3 separate regions of the Homo sapiens genome follow, and all the other regions are linked to region 2. The links are chromatin contacts, found by Hi-C or POLR2A ChIA-PET in ENCODE. All regions are on one chromosome and are shown on one strand. Each heading gives the region's core, a stretch centred on a gene start or an enhancer-like site at or near the end of the contact. The rest is flanking DNA. Distances are from core to core; before and after follow the strand shown. Region 1 overlaps LINC03088 (long intergenic non-protein coding RNA 3088). Region 2 holds the start of MAP1LC3B2 (microtubule associated protein 1 light chain 3 beta 2). Region 3 has its middle 47 kb from the start of MED13L.

Region 1 (4,239 bases), core at 1,331-3,830, 140 kb before region 2:
AGAAATTTGTTTCAGTCTCTCTTCTAAACCAAGAAGCTATGATTTGGTAACCCTCAGACTAGCAAAAATGCTTTCTACTGAGTCCTTTTGCTCTCAGAATCTTCTAGTGGGCAATGTGGCTGAGTGAGCCCAAAAACATAGCGGGATTTGAACTAAGCTAAAATCCCTATTTAGATGTCCTCTGTAAGTTAGATTCCACGCAAGCCTATTTTGTCCTGCACTGCAAGATCCTAATCCAGCACATGGCCATTCATGAGTCAGTGGGACACGCACACTAGCCTGGAACTAATTCCGTGATGGCAGTGGCTGCTATGGCTGTAGGGAGGGTGTCTCCCCATCTCTGTCTGGTTATCCCCACCCCTGCCTTCACCAACTCATTCTTGAAGGCCCCGATTTGCAGAGTGGCCTTATTGCGGGGGTGTCTCTGGGGGTGTACCACCTGCAGGGTTTTTCCTGCACCCTTTGAAAGGAGTTTCTCCTGGATGAATGAGGATTCTTCAAGCTACTTCACATAAACAATGCAGCAGATAAAGGTTTGCCTTCAGATAAGGATGTGCTAAGGAAGATGGGGGAGAAGGTAAGGGGTATCTAGAAATGTCTCCGCCAACCTTGAAGGTAAAAGTCACATTGGTCCTGCCTTCAGACACCCCAGGACCCAGATGAAATTAATTACATCCCCACCCCTGATCCCTGGCCTCTCATTCCCCAGTTGTAGGCATCCAGGTGACCATGAGCTCCATCCATGGAGAACTGAAGGGTCCTCGAACTATCCAGAAGGCAGGACTCAAAAAAGGGGAATGAATTCCCCAAGACGGAATCTCCAAACGGGGTGGTGGCGGCTGGAGAAGGGGAAATGTTTTGGACGAACTGCAGCAGAAGGCTGACCTTGCAATCCTTAGGAAAACGGAGTAAAATGGGAGAAAGATTCTATTGGGTTTTGTTTTGAGACGGAGTCTCACTCTGTTGCCAGGCTGGAGTGCAGTGGTGCGATCTTGGCTCACTGTAACCTCTGCCTCCTAGGTTCAAGTGATTTTCCTGCCTCAGCCTCCCAAGTAGCTGGGATTACAGACATGTGTCACCACGCCTGGCTAACTCTTATATTTTTAGTAGAGACGGGGTTTCACCATGTTGGCCAGGCTGGTCTCGAACTCCTGACCTCAGGTGATCCACCCGCCTCAGCCTCCCAAAGTGCTGGGATTACAGGTGTGAGCCACTGTGCCCGGCCTCTATTGGGTTTTGACATTGTCAAATTATCTTCTATACTGAGAGATTAAATTCAAATTCCCTTTCCTTGAATAACCTTTCTAATGGGCCGGGCATGGTGGCTCATGCCTGTAATCCCTGCACTTCGGGAGGCCGAGATGGGAGGATTGCTTGAGGCCAGGAGTTCATGATAAGCCTGGTTAACATAGAGAGGCCCTATCTCTATCTAAAGAAAAAAAATCCTTTCTACTGACCAGAGACACTTCTTTGGAGACCTTCATTTGGGGCCTAGACACTTAATAACAGTAATGACACCATGGGAAAAGAGCTGTCCAATCAACAACTGGGAATGGGGTAGTTTGGCCTGCAGAGCGGGAAAATCATAGGCAGATGCAACAGACCGCTGAATGCAGAGGTCTGCAAACTGTTTTCATAAAGGGCCAGACAGTAAAAATATTTCCAGCTTTCTAGGCCTTATACTTTCTCTAGCAGTCACTTAACCCTGCTGTTTTAGCTTGAGAGTAGCCAGAAACAATATGTAAACCAATGAGCATGGCTGTATTCCAATAAAACTTTAAAGAAAGGTCAAGGGCTGGATTTAGCCCTTGGGCCATAGTTTGCCAACCCCTGGCTTAGCAGACCAGCCTCAATTGCTCAAACTCCTTTCCCTGTGTTGTTCTTTATTTTAGAGGCTAAGTGCTAGAAAAGCTGGAATCTTCTTCTAAATGCTCCTAAATGCAGGTTGCAGAAAAACCATGAAAGGCCACCTTCAGAGAAGGACATTGACCAAGTAGAAGCAACAGGAATTTGGATTTCTATCCGTACAACAGATGCTCAGAAATGACAATTGTATGCTCTTCCCATTGTCCCTCAATGGAAGGCTGGGTGTTTTAATTAGCTAATGTTGGCAAATTGCTTTGAAGAAAATTGTAAAATGTTTCATCCTACAAGTGCCAAGAGTCTTAATTAGCTTTCCTTAAAGATACCACCTGGAAATGTGATATTGTGTTGCTTGAGGTCCAAGCGTGCAAGAATAACCTGCAGATGAAAAACCGGTTTTTAAGCAAACATCACCGAATAAATGGATCTCTGCATCGACGTCACATTTTCTTCCTCCGGCTGAATCTGATTCCCAGCAGCTGGGGTATTAAACCCCACAAATGGAGGTTGTGGTGGTGGTGGTGGTGGTTTTATTCTGCGAGAGCCTGGTGACAACGGGGGCATGAAACAAATTAACCCATCTATTTGTTGCCGCCGCCGTTGCCTTTAGGATTTTTAGCCTGTGCACTGGAGGCCCGGCTCTGGCGTGTCAAGGTTACAGAGAAGAGGAGGCTGGCAGCCACTCAATCATACAGCAGGGCTGGCTCTCAGATAACCCGGTCGGGGAGAGATGTGTGCATGCTCTGTCGCTCTTAACAGCTGGATAATGAATTTGCACTCCAACACTCTTGTTTCTTGTGGTGGCAGCCACGACAGCAGCAGCATCTGATCTGTGTCACTGTCAGAAGCAAGTGAGATGTAGTTAATATGGACCTTAGCCACTGAGATGCATTGATTTGGAATCTCTGGCCTCTGACAAAGTCCCCGCTAAGTTGGTGGGGCCAGGCCCCGTGTGAGAGGAGGTGGCAGGGTTTAGGGGGAATCAGGGGTCAGGATTCCTCAGTCTTGGCACTAGTGACATTCGGGGCTGGGTGACTGTGGTGGGGGCTGTCCTGGGCACTGCAGGACGTTCAGCAGCATCCCTGACCTCTCCACCCCCTAGATGCCGGTAGGAGCCAGCATCCCCAGCTATGACAACCCCGAATGTCTCCAGACATGGCCTAGTCTCCAGTGTCCTCTGGGGGGCACAATCGCCACTAGTTGAGAGCCACTGGCTTAGGGTTAGAAGCAGGGCTTGGAGTCCCTTTTGTCAAGGACACACCTGGAGCAGGGACCTCATGGAAAGTCAGCTCCAAGGTGGCTCTTGATTTCTGTCTCGCACCCTCAACTAATCCCTCAGCAAATCCCTTCTAGAAGCTACAGCCTGGATGGCGCAGTCTTTTTTTTTTTTTTTTTTTTTTTTTTGAGACAGAGTCTTGCTCTGTCATCCAGGCTGGAATGCAGTGGCATGATCTCGGCTCCCTGCTCCCTCCACCTCCCGGGTTCAAGTGATTCTCCTGCCTCAGCCTCCTGAGCAGCTGGGATTACAGGCACCTGCCACCACGCCCAGCTAATTTTTGTATTTTTAGTAGAGACAGGGTTTCAGAATGTTGGCCAGGCTGGTCTCGATCTCCTGACCTCAAGTGATTCGCCCGCCTTGGCCTCCCAAAGTGCTGGGATTACAGGCGTGAGCCATTGCGCCCGGTCCTGGATGACACATTCTGATCCAGACCACACCTTACCACCCTGGGGCTCCTCTTCCCCTTCCAGCCCCTACATTTCTTGCCTAGGTGACCCAGCATCCTCCCACCTAGTCCCCAGCTCCTCTCGGCTCCTCCTAGGCTGTTCTCCTTGCAGCAGCCAAAGGAACCCTTTGGAAGCTTAAGTGAGAGCATCTCTGGCCCTGCTGGGACCCCCAGGCTCCATCACACTTAGGCTGAAACCCCCAGATCTCTCCCTCGAGGCGTGCATGCTCCCACCTGCAGTGAGGGCGCCTCCTCCAACCCCATCCCCTCTGCCTGAGACCTTCCGTCCACAGACATCCTTCATCTGCTCTGGGTCCTTGCTCAAGTGTCCCTCACCGGAGGCCTTCCCTGACCCCTGCCTTGAACAGCAGTCCTCTGTCTTCCCTAGCCCAGGAGTTATCAGCCTGGGCACCAGTGACATTTAGGTCTGGATAATTCTTTGTTGCGGGGGCTGCCCTGTGTGTTGAAGGGTGTTTAGCAGCCCCCCTGGCCCCTACATTCCAGCACCTCCCTCCCCAGATGATGACAACCAAAAGTATCTCTAGACATTTCGAGATGTTCCCTGGGGGGCAACATCGCCCTGATTGAAAACCACTGCTCTATTCCTCCCGCTTTCGTTTCCCTCACGGCACTCTCTGATATCCTGATATCC
Region 2 (3,788 bases), core at 1,250-3,749:
AAGCACTGGACAATAAGAAGCACAGAGTCCAGCCTCGTTCAAGAACAGCTTTGCATGTACTTGCTCCATCCTTACAACAACTGTGTAAGGGAAGTTTTCTAATTATCTCCATTGGACAGATGAGGAGACAGAGGCCCAGGGAGGGTAAATACCTTACCCCAGGCCACACAGCTAGTAAGGGGCAGAACCAGGATCCAGCTGCCTCAGTGAATGGCTAATGGCTGCTGGTTAATGAGGTCACACTCCTGGCCTGTGGCCAAGACTTATCTACAACCAGGGACCCTCGACTCCTCCCTTAGTCTCGGGAGTCCTCAAGGCCCCATCCTGCTTCCTGATCGTTATGAAGTCTGGGGAAAGGGAAACTCGGTGTCCACGCAAACAAGATGCTGTGAATGTTTTCAGCCCAGACAAGGGGAAGGAGATGGCCAGGGGAGGACCTGGTAAACAGAAGCCTGGGGTGGCTCTGTTAGTTTCTTATGAGTGCCCTAATATCCTTGGTTTGTAGCTGCAAAACTCCAATCCTCACTTCCAAGTTCCTCTGGGACTTCCTCTCTGTGTGTCTAATCTACCCATCTACCTCTGCCACACTTTTTTTTTTTTATTTTGAGACAGGGTCTCACTTGGTCACCCAGGCTGGAGTACAGTGGTGCCATCATAGCTCACTGCAGCCTCGAACTTCTGGGCTCAAGAGATCCTCCTGTCTCAGCCTCACAAGTAGCTGGGACCACAGGCACACACCACTGTCCCCCACAGCTTTTTTTCTGAGATGGAGTCGTGCTCTGTTGCCCAAGCTGGAGTACAGTGGCACAATCTCAGCTCACTGCAACCTCTGCTTCCCGGATTCAAGTGATTCTTGTGTCTCAGCCTCCCAAGTAGCGGGGACTACAGGCATACACTACCATGCCCAGCTAATTTTTGTAGTTTTAGTAGAGATGGGGTTAAGCCATATTGGGCAAGCTGGTCTTGAACTCCTGGCCTCAAGTGACCTGCCCACCTTGGACTCCCAAGGTGCTGGGATTAGAGGTGTAAGCCACTATGCCCAGCCTTTTTTTTTTTTTAAACTATTTGTAGAAACAGGGTCTCCCTATGTTGCCCAAGCTGGATCTGCCTTCCTTTTATAAGGATACCTGTCATTGGATTTGAGGTCCACCCAGGTAGTCTAGGATGATTCAATCTTGAGATCCTAAAATTAATTTACACCTGCAAAGATCCTTTCTCCATTAAGGTCACATTCACAGGTGCTGCAGCACATTAGACTGTGGACATATCTTTTCTTTTTTTGGTGGAGGTGTGACTGGGGAGACACTATTAAACCCACTACAGTGTAAAAGTAGGCCAGATGTGATGGTTCACACCTGTAATCCCAAGACTTTGGGAGGCCGAGGTGGGCGGATCACTTGAGGTCAGGAGTTCGAGACCAGCCTGGCCAACATGGCGAAACCTCGTCTCTACTAAAAATACAAAAATTAGCTGGGCGTGGTGGCGCACCTGTAATCCCAGCTAGTCGGAAGGCTGAGGCAGGAGAATCACTTGAACCCAGGAGGCAGAGGTTGCAGCGAGCCGAGAGCGCGCCACTGCATTCCAGCCTGGGCGACAGAGGAAGACTCTATCTAAATATATATATATACATATACATACATATATATATATATATATATATATATATATATATATATATATATATATATATAGCCAAACTTAGCTTTATTTCAGAGCCGTTGCTGGGCCTGGGAGTGGAGAGAGATCAGGAGAGCGCCACCAGCTTGGATCGGTTAGTGAGCTGCGGTGGTTTTTGTTTTTGTTTTTTTTTTCTTGACAGTGTCTCCTATTGTTTTGTATTTCTCTTTTGTTTTGAGGTTTTCTGCCATCTTTTCTGGAAGGTGCATGATGCTCAGCTCTGTGGTTATTTTTGCCCAACAGCTGTGTTTCCGGTGAGCGGCTGTGGGATTCTTCTGACTCAGCAAAACTGGAGCAGTAACCGTCAAGAAGCCATTCAAGCAAGGCTAGAAATAAAGAAGCTGTTTCTTCACCGTCCCCTCCTCCTCCTCTCACTTCCCTCCCCATGGGTACCTTTTGAAAGTCTCACAAAGCACTTTGAAAAAACTACTTGGACCAGTATGCTGGAGGGTTGACTGAAGGTGGCCCCTCCGCTGGGCTTTAAGCAAACAGATAAATTCTGGAAAGGACTCTGCCCTGCCAGCCTGGCTGTGGCCTTCGGAAGGCCCCTCCCAACATGCCCCCACCCGCCGATCACATGGACTGTGTCTTACAAGTTTCCCACAGGTCTGACTAGTGAAAGCAGAGGCTGTGGGGACTTTTGTGGTTTTTCTAGGGTGTGGCCCCACTTTGCCTTCACCAGGCCTGAGTATCTATGCCGTGCAGCTTGCCTGCTTCTCAAAGGTCATGATTTCCACCCTGGGGCTGGGAGGCAGCTACATATTCCTACCCGCTGGCACAGGATCTGGCCCTGCACTCCCGAGAGGTGGCTGCGAGCCTTGCGGAGGCAGAGAGAGAACAAAATGGAAAGGAATCTTCCTCCCGGAGAGCCATCTTCTGTGCATGCCGGTGCCTGCAAAAGACAGGCGAGGCGAGACAGCTGCACCTCGGGCCTCGTCGCTGTTGCTGAGAAAGAAAGGAACAAATAAATTTAGCTCCATCCTACGCATCCTTTGCAGCTGCTGATTGACCAAACAGAAAGAGGCCTCTATTTCAACCCTGGCTTCTCAGCTTTTTGCCTGATGGGGTCTGCTATCGCCCTTTACAAGGGACTTTTGAAGGAGGAAACGGGCCGTGGCCTTATTTAGCGCCTGGCCGGCTGGAGGCTGCACAGACAGGAGTTCAAGTTTAGGGTGTCTCTTCTTGCCCATCCCAAAGCAAAATGGTGGCCCGGAAACGTTTCCAAATGGGCTTCGGCTCCTGGAATTTCCAATGTATTTATTTGGAAGCCAGAACATGGTGGGTGGAGAGATGTGTAACTGTGCCGAGGCCAGCCTATAGCTCCCGAAGCCATTAGTTTAATAGCACCATTTGTGGAAATAAAGAACTCGCTGACTGGGCTTGAAGGTAAAAGACTGGAACGAAGCACTGAGGGGGTTTCGTGGGGCTCACTAGCGTGGAGAGGTCCCTGCGGGATGGGGGACAAGCTGTGTGGACTTTGAGTCAGATAGACTTGGGTTCCAGTCCTAGCTCTATCACCTAAAGGCACGTTGTCTCTGGACAAAGAGAGCCTTTGCTCTGTGATATGTAAGTGAAATGCTAGCTGTGACACTGAACCTCTCTGAGCCTCAGTTCCTTATCTGTAAAACAGCAATGATGACACGAGGTCGTCACAAGGATTAAATGACAAAGAATACTGAACCTACATAGCCCAGCTCTTGCTGTGCCATGATGGTGTAGAGTGGCCCCTGTTTGACCTGCCCAGGCCCATTCTCCAAAGAAGCTGTACAGGTGAGGTGGCTCACCCCTGTAATCCCAGTACTTTGGGAGGCCGAGAAGGGAGGATCACTTGAGCCCAGGAGTTTGAGGCCAGCCTGGGCAACATAGAGAGACCCCATCTCTGCAAAAAAATAAAAAAAATTAGCTGGGTGTGGCGGTGCACGCCTGTGGTCCCAGCTACACAGGAGGCTAAGGTGGGAGGATCCCTTGAGCCCAAGAGGTCCAGGCTGCAGCCTGGGTGACAGAGCAAGACCCTGTCTCTAAAAAAAAAAAAAAAAAAAAAAAATAGAAGGTGTTTCTTCCCCAATCCTCTCCTTTCATTTCCCTCCCCGTGAGTACTATTTGGAAGTCTC
Region 3 (4,420 bases), core at 121-2,620, 230 kb after region 2:
TTTCCACTAGTAAACTGTAGTTCACCATTATTGAGTGCATGCTGTGCATATTTTCTATTGAAAAGCGCTCCAGCTTGGCATCAAATGGGCTCTAGCATTTATTAGCCTCAGGGTCTCCTCTGAAAAATGGGCAGGAATAGCACCTACCTGATAGTGTCAATGTAAGGATTCAGTAGGGTGGCTCGGCACCACAGGAAGTATTCAATATGGGCAATAATCACCATTGTCCTTGCAGAAGAAGCCTGGGCAGGAGAGAGATTTTTCTGTGCTGAAAAGACCTTTGTGACTGCTCTGAGCTCTTCAGGGAGACCAGTGGTGTCCAATTTAAAAGAGGGCTTATGGCCGGGTGCAGTGGTTCATGCCTGTAATCCCAGCACTTTGGGAGGCAAAGGCCGGTGGATCACTTGAAGTTAGGAGTTCAAGACCATCCTGACCAACATGGTGAAAGCCTGTCTCTACTAAAAATACAAAAATTAGCCAGGCATGGTGGCATATGCCTGTAATCCCAGCTACTTGGGAGGCTGAGGCATGAGAATTGCTTAAAACTAGGAAGTGGAGGTTGCAGTAAGCCGAGATGGTGCCATTGCACCCCAGCCTGGGCAACAGAGTGAGACTCCATCTCAAACACACACACACACACACACACACACACACACCCCAATAAAAGAGAGGTTAGATTGTCATGTCAGCACGTAAGGCAAAAATGAATGGGGTCAAATTACCCTTGAAAATTCTCTTCCCATAAAGTAGGGTGTATATGATATTGTTTATAACACATTCAGGTTAGAGAACCACTGAGTCAGACCACTGAAGGGAGTGAAAGATATGTTTACCTACAGCTGCCTGGGCATTGCAACCATTCTGTCTCTAAGGAAGTGAGTCTCAAGTAGGGGCAATTTTTGTCCCCTGGAGGACATTTGACAATGTCTTGAGACATTTTGATTGTCATTCCTAGAGCAAGGTATGCTGTTGGCGTCTAGTAGGTAGAGGCCAGCAATGCTGCTCAACATCGTGCAGTGTACAGGACAGCCCCCAAGAACAAATATCCAACCTGAATGCCAGTAGTGCTAAGGTTGAAAAGCTCTGCCTTACTATCAAGCCACACTTAGGAATGAGGGATGGGTAGAGTCTGCTAGGATGTTTCTGTTTGTCCTGGGGTTTAATTAGATGCCATATATAAAAGCCCTTAGCACAGGGCCTGGCACACAGTAGGTGCTTAATAAACATCTAATGGGTTTGAGGTTAAAGCTTGCTTGATGGGGCCTACTACATACACTCTGTTTTTGAAATGTGGTGGAGAAGAACTCACCACCTGCTTCCTGTCTTTCCAAGCAAAGCACTTTCTGTTTCACCCTGTTCACCAGTGATCGTTCTCATGGTGGCATCTTACATGAGAGGCTCTGAAGCCAGAACCAAAATCAGGTGTGATTCTACTGTATCACTAGTACCAAAACTTTCTTGTTTGTTTGTTTTTTGTTTTGTTTTTTAAGAGAAGGGTCTCACATCTGTCGCCCAGGCTGGAGTGCAGTGGTGTGATATTATGACTCACTGCAGTCTCAAACTCCTGGGCTCAAGAGATCCTCCTGTCTTAGCCTCCCAAGTGGCTAGGACTACAGGTACATGCCACTACACTCCACTAATTTTTTTTTAATTTTTGTAGAGATAAGTCTCGCTATGTTGCCCAGGCTGCTCTCTAACTCCTGGCTTCAAGTGATCCTCCAACCTTGGCTTCCCAAAGTGCTAGGATTACAGGTGTGAGCCACCATGCCCAGCCCTAGCGCAGAAACTTTCTAATTTGGATTCAAAACTAACAACTGTTCAGCTCTATATGGACAATCTTCTCTTGCACCACATGATTTCTGCAAAAGGAACTGTCACAAACAGAAACTCTACTTCCTCCTAACAGGCTGGATCTGAAATGGGAGTTCATGAGTCCAAGGCAAGGGAGTTGGAGGCTCGTTGGCCTGCATAGCCTAGAAAACTCTCAAGGCCCACAAAAGCAAGAAAATTGCTTTTAAATGAAAGAAAGATTTCCATTTCACTTCAACCCCTAATGCCTCACATAACTCTAACATCATTCCTGGTCCAACTGAAATATTTGAATCCAAATAGTCCTTAAGTCATTTGGACCCTATTCAAATGTGAATTCATCTCTTTAATCACTCTTCCTCTTATTTTTGAAATAAAGACTAATATTGAAAGTTAAGAGTCTATTTGTTAATTTTTTTTATTTAAGATTTTTTAATATAGGTTTGGTCACCATTGCTTTCTTCCCCATCATTCCTTTCTCATCATTGTCTTGAAGTTCCTAAACTTGTCTTTTTCTATTTTTAAAATTTCCCTTCATTTAAGTATTGTGGACAGCAGGCAGACTGAATAATGATGAATATGATTAATGTTCAGACTTAATAAGTCTTATGAAAAGACCTTTTTGTTCCAAGGGAAGGGATGTGATGTTTTGGCAGCATATAGTGTCACAGTGACAGAGTCAAATGTAGAGTAACCCAATGAAGGGACATAGCATGTCTTAGCCATACTTACCCTGAGAGGGAGTCACACATATAACAGCCTATTTAGATATGTCCAGAGAAGGGAAGGGATTTTCCCACAATGGCGTCTTTCTGTTTCACATCTGTCTTGGGAGCTTTCGTGAATTGAAATGCTGACTTGGTGTATCTGTATGAAATGGAGTGAGACACATTATCCTCAGAAGCACAGCACCTTCTCCTTGAAGTTCTCCTTCTACTAGAACAGCTATGATAGAAGAGAAGACTATACCAGGATCCAGGAATGGCAAATACACAGACCATCCACCACTCTCCATGGCCCTCCTCATGGCGGACATTACCAGTCAATCACAGCACCGTTCCCCTCCCCACATAGAGAACCCAGACTTGGAGTCACAATATTTGCCCAGAACCATTCAGGCAGTCACTGACAAGATGATGTCAGGGTAAGCATGCAAAATAGAAATGATTTTTAACCTCTATTAGGTAAAGAAGGATATACGTAGAAGAGCACGGAAAGGTTGTCACCACCGTATTCTTTTCCAGAAACCTTTTCAGTGCTCCAAATCTCACTCAACTGCCCTGAGTAATTGAGAGCTCAGCCTGCTCATTGGCGCAAAGGTTTAGAAGAGAAGAGGGAGAAGTTGGCTTTGCTTTCTACATGGCAATTTGGTTTGAAAACTTGCCTCAGAGTTACTGAGTGTGTGGAAACATATACATTGAGTGAATTCACCTTTTTTTTTTTTTTTTTTTTTTGAGATGGGGGATGGCTTTAGCTCTGTTGCCCAGGCTGGAGTGCAGTGGCACAATCTCGGCTCCCTGTAACCTCCACCTGCCAGGTTCAAGCGATCTTCCCACCTCAACCTCCCAAGTAGCTGGGACTACAGGCACGCACCACCACGCCCAGATAATTTTTGTATTTTTTGTAGAGACGGGGTTTTGCTGTGTTGCTCAGGCTGGTCTCAAATTTCTGAGCTCAAGTGACTCACCTACCTTGGCCTCCCAAAGTGCTAGAATTACAGGTGTGAGCCACCATGCTTGGTTTAATCGTATTTTTTAATACAGTCTGAATCCATAGTTTTAAGCAAAATGTAGATCTTATTTATATGTAATTTTCCTCTTGAAATCATATAAGATACTCCCCTAAATAAAACAAATCAAAAACCCTGTGACTACTGTTTTTCCTCCTTGAATTTCCAGTGTTATTACTATAGGGATTTTTTTTTTCCAGATAAGTCCCTAGTACCACTTTATCCATGAGGCCTCAGTCTGAGGTGGAGCTTTAAAAACAATCTAGAACTAAAATCAATTTTACCATTTTATAATTTGCTCAGTAAGATGGGGGGGAAAAGTATATGATTTTCAAGTACTTTCTACATTCTTGACTAAAAACGGCAGTTTTTTTTTTTTTTTTCTTTAAGCAAATGCAATTCTCTGGGTACTTACTGTAAGAGGATTTTAGTCATTGGAGACATTTAAAAAAAGATCTCAAGCGAGAATTTTTCTTCACATTTTTTTCAAAGGGATATTTACCCTGGAAAATGCTACATTTAGAAAAATTGTGCCTTAGATGACAACAAGCCCACTGATTTGAGGTTGGGGGGAGGAGAGTGGGGTGGAGGAGGTTGGAGGCTGTGTGAAGAGAGTTCTATTTACCCATGAGCCAAGCATGATTTTGGAGTTCATTTTCATTCATTTATTTTCATTTATTCATTCATTCATTCAATCAATCAACAAACACATATTGAGGGTCTGCCATAGGCAGAGTACTGTGCTAAGCAACAGAATTATAGCCATGAACAAAACACTGTCTTCAACTTCCCAACCCCTCTCAACCTGGTACTGCCAGAGAATGACACCCTAACGTGTAAAGATGGTAGTTCTCAATGGGGGAGACAACACTGCCCGCCAGG

What was found. A loop is a pair of places that touch in the nucleus more often than their neighbours do. ChIA-PET counts read pairs that join two places held with the same protein, here RNA polymerase II (POLR2A). Pooled maps may share reads with other maps.
Region 1: a map of GM12878 shows a loop between it and region 2 (4-fold over the local background). The contact joins the enhancer-like site here to the promoter of MAP1LC3B2 in region 2. A Hi-C loop is called at or near these places in 1 of 168 maps with a recorded cell type or tissue (GM12878), 1 of 37 single-sample maps with no recorded cell type and 8 of 50 pooled maps. POLR2A ChIA-PET finds 5 or more read pairs at or near these places in 5 of 52 experiments (A549, AG04450, GM10248 and 2 more).
Region 3: a loop to region 2 is called in a map of naive thymus-derived CD4-positive, alpha-beta T cell, with 10 times the contacts of the local background. The contact joins the enhancer-like site here to the promoter of MAP1LC3B2 in region 2. A Hi-C loop is called at or near these places in 3 of 168 maps with a recorded cell type or tissue (B cell, GM12878 and naive thymus-derived CD4-positive, alpha-beta T cell), 35 of 37 single-sample maps with no recorded cell type and 16 of 50 pooled maps. POLR2A ChIA-PET finds 5 or more read pairs at or near these places in 7 of 52 experiments (B cell, CD4-positive, alpha-beta T cell, CD8-positive, alpha-beta T cell and 4 more).

What each region holds. Positions count from the first base shown.
Region 1 is chr12:116,696,317-116,700,555 of GRCh38, reverse strand. It overlaps LINC03088 (long intergenic non-protein coding RNA 3088), which reads right to left. Exons shown (of 2, transcript XR_007063473.1): 2 at 2,377-2,701. Among named protein-coding and RNA genes, the nearest start is that of LINC03088, 37 kb to the right of the region's middle. Within about 2 kb of position 2,580, at least 4 of the 41 ENCODE cell types and tissues checked have a DNase peak (open chromatin) inside an H3K27ac peak, as active enhancers do.
Region 2 is chr12:116,558,092-116,561,879 of GRCh38, reverse strand. MAP1LC3B2 (microtubule associated protein 1 light chain 3 beta 2) reads right to left here and starts at 2,499. Exons shown (of 2, transcript NM_001085481.3): 1 at 2,447-2,499. RefSeq lists a silencer at 122-416 and enhancers at 122-416, 1,906-2,005, 2,046-2,095, 2,316-2,655, 2,495-3,004.
Region 3 is chr12:116,322,346-116,326,765 of GRCh38, reverse strand. No RefSeq gene overlaps it. Among named protein-coding and RNA genes, the nearest start is that of MED13L, 47 kb to the right of the region's middle. RefSeq lists enhancers at 1,261-1,320, 1,391-1,470, 2,530-2,739. Within about 2 kb of position 1,370, at least 6 of the 41 ENCODE cell types and tissues checked have a DNase peak (open chromatin) inside an H3K27ac peak, as active enhancers do; they include B cell, CD8-positive, alpha-beta T cell and GM12878, where a contact is called at or near this core.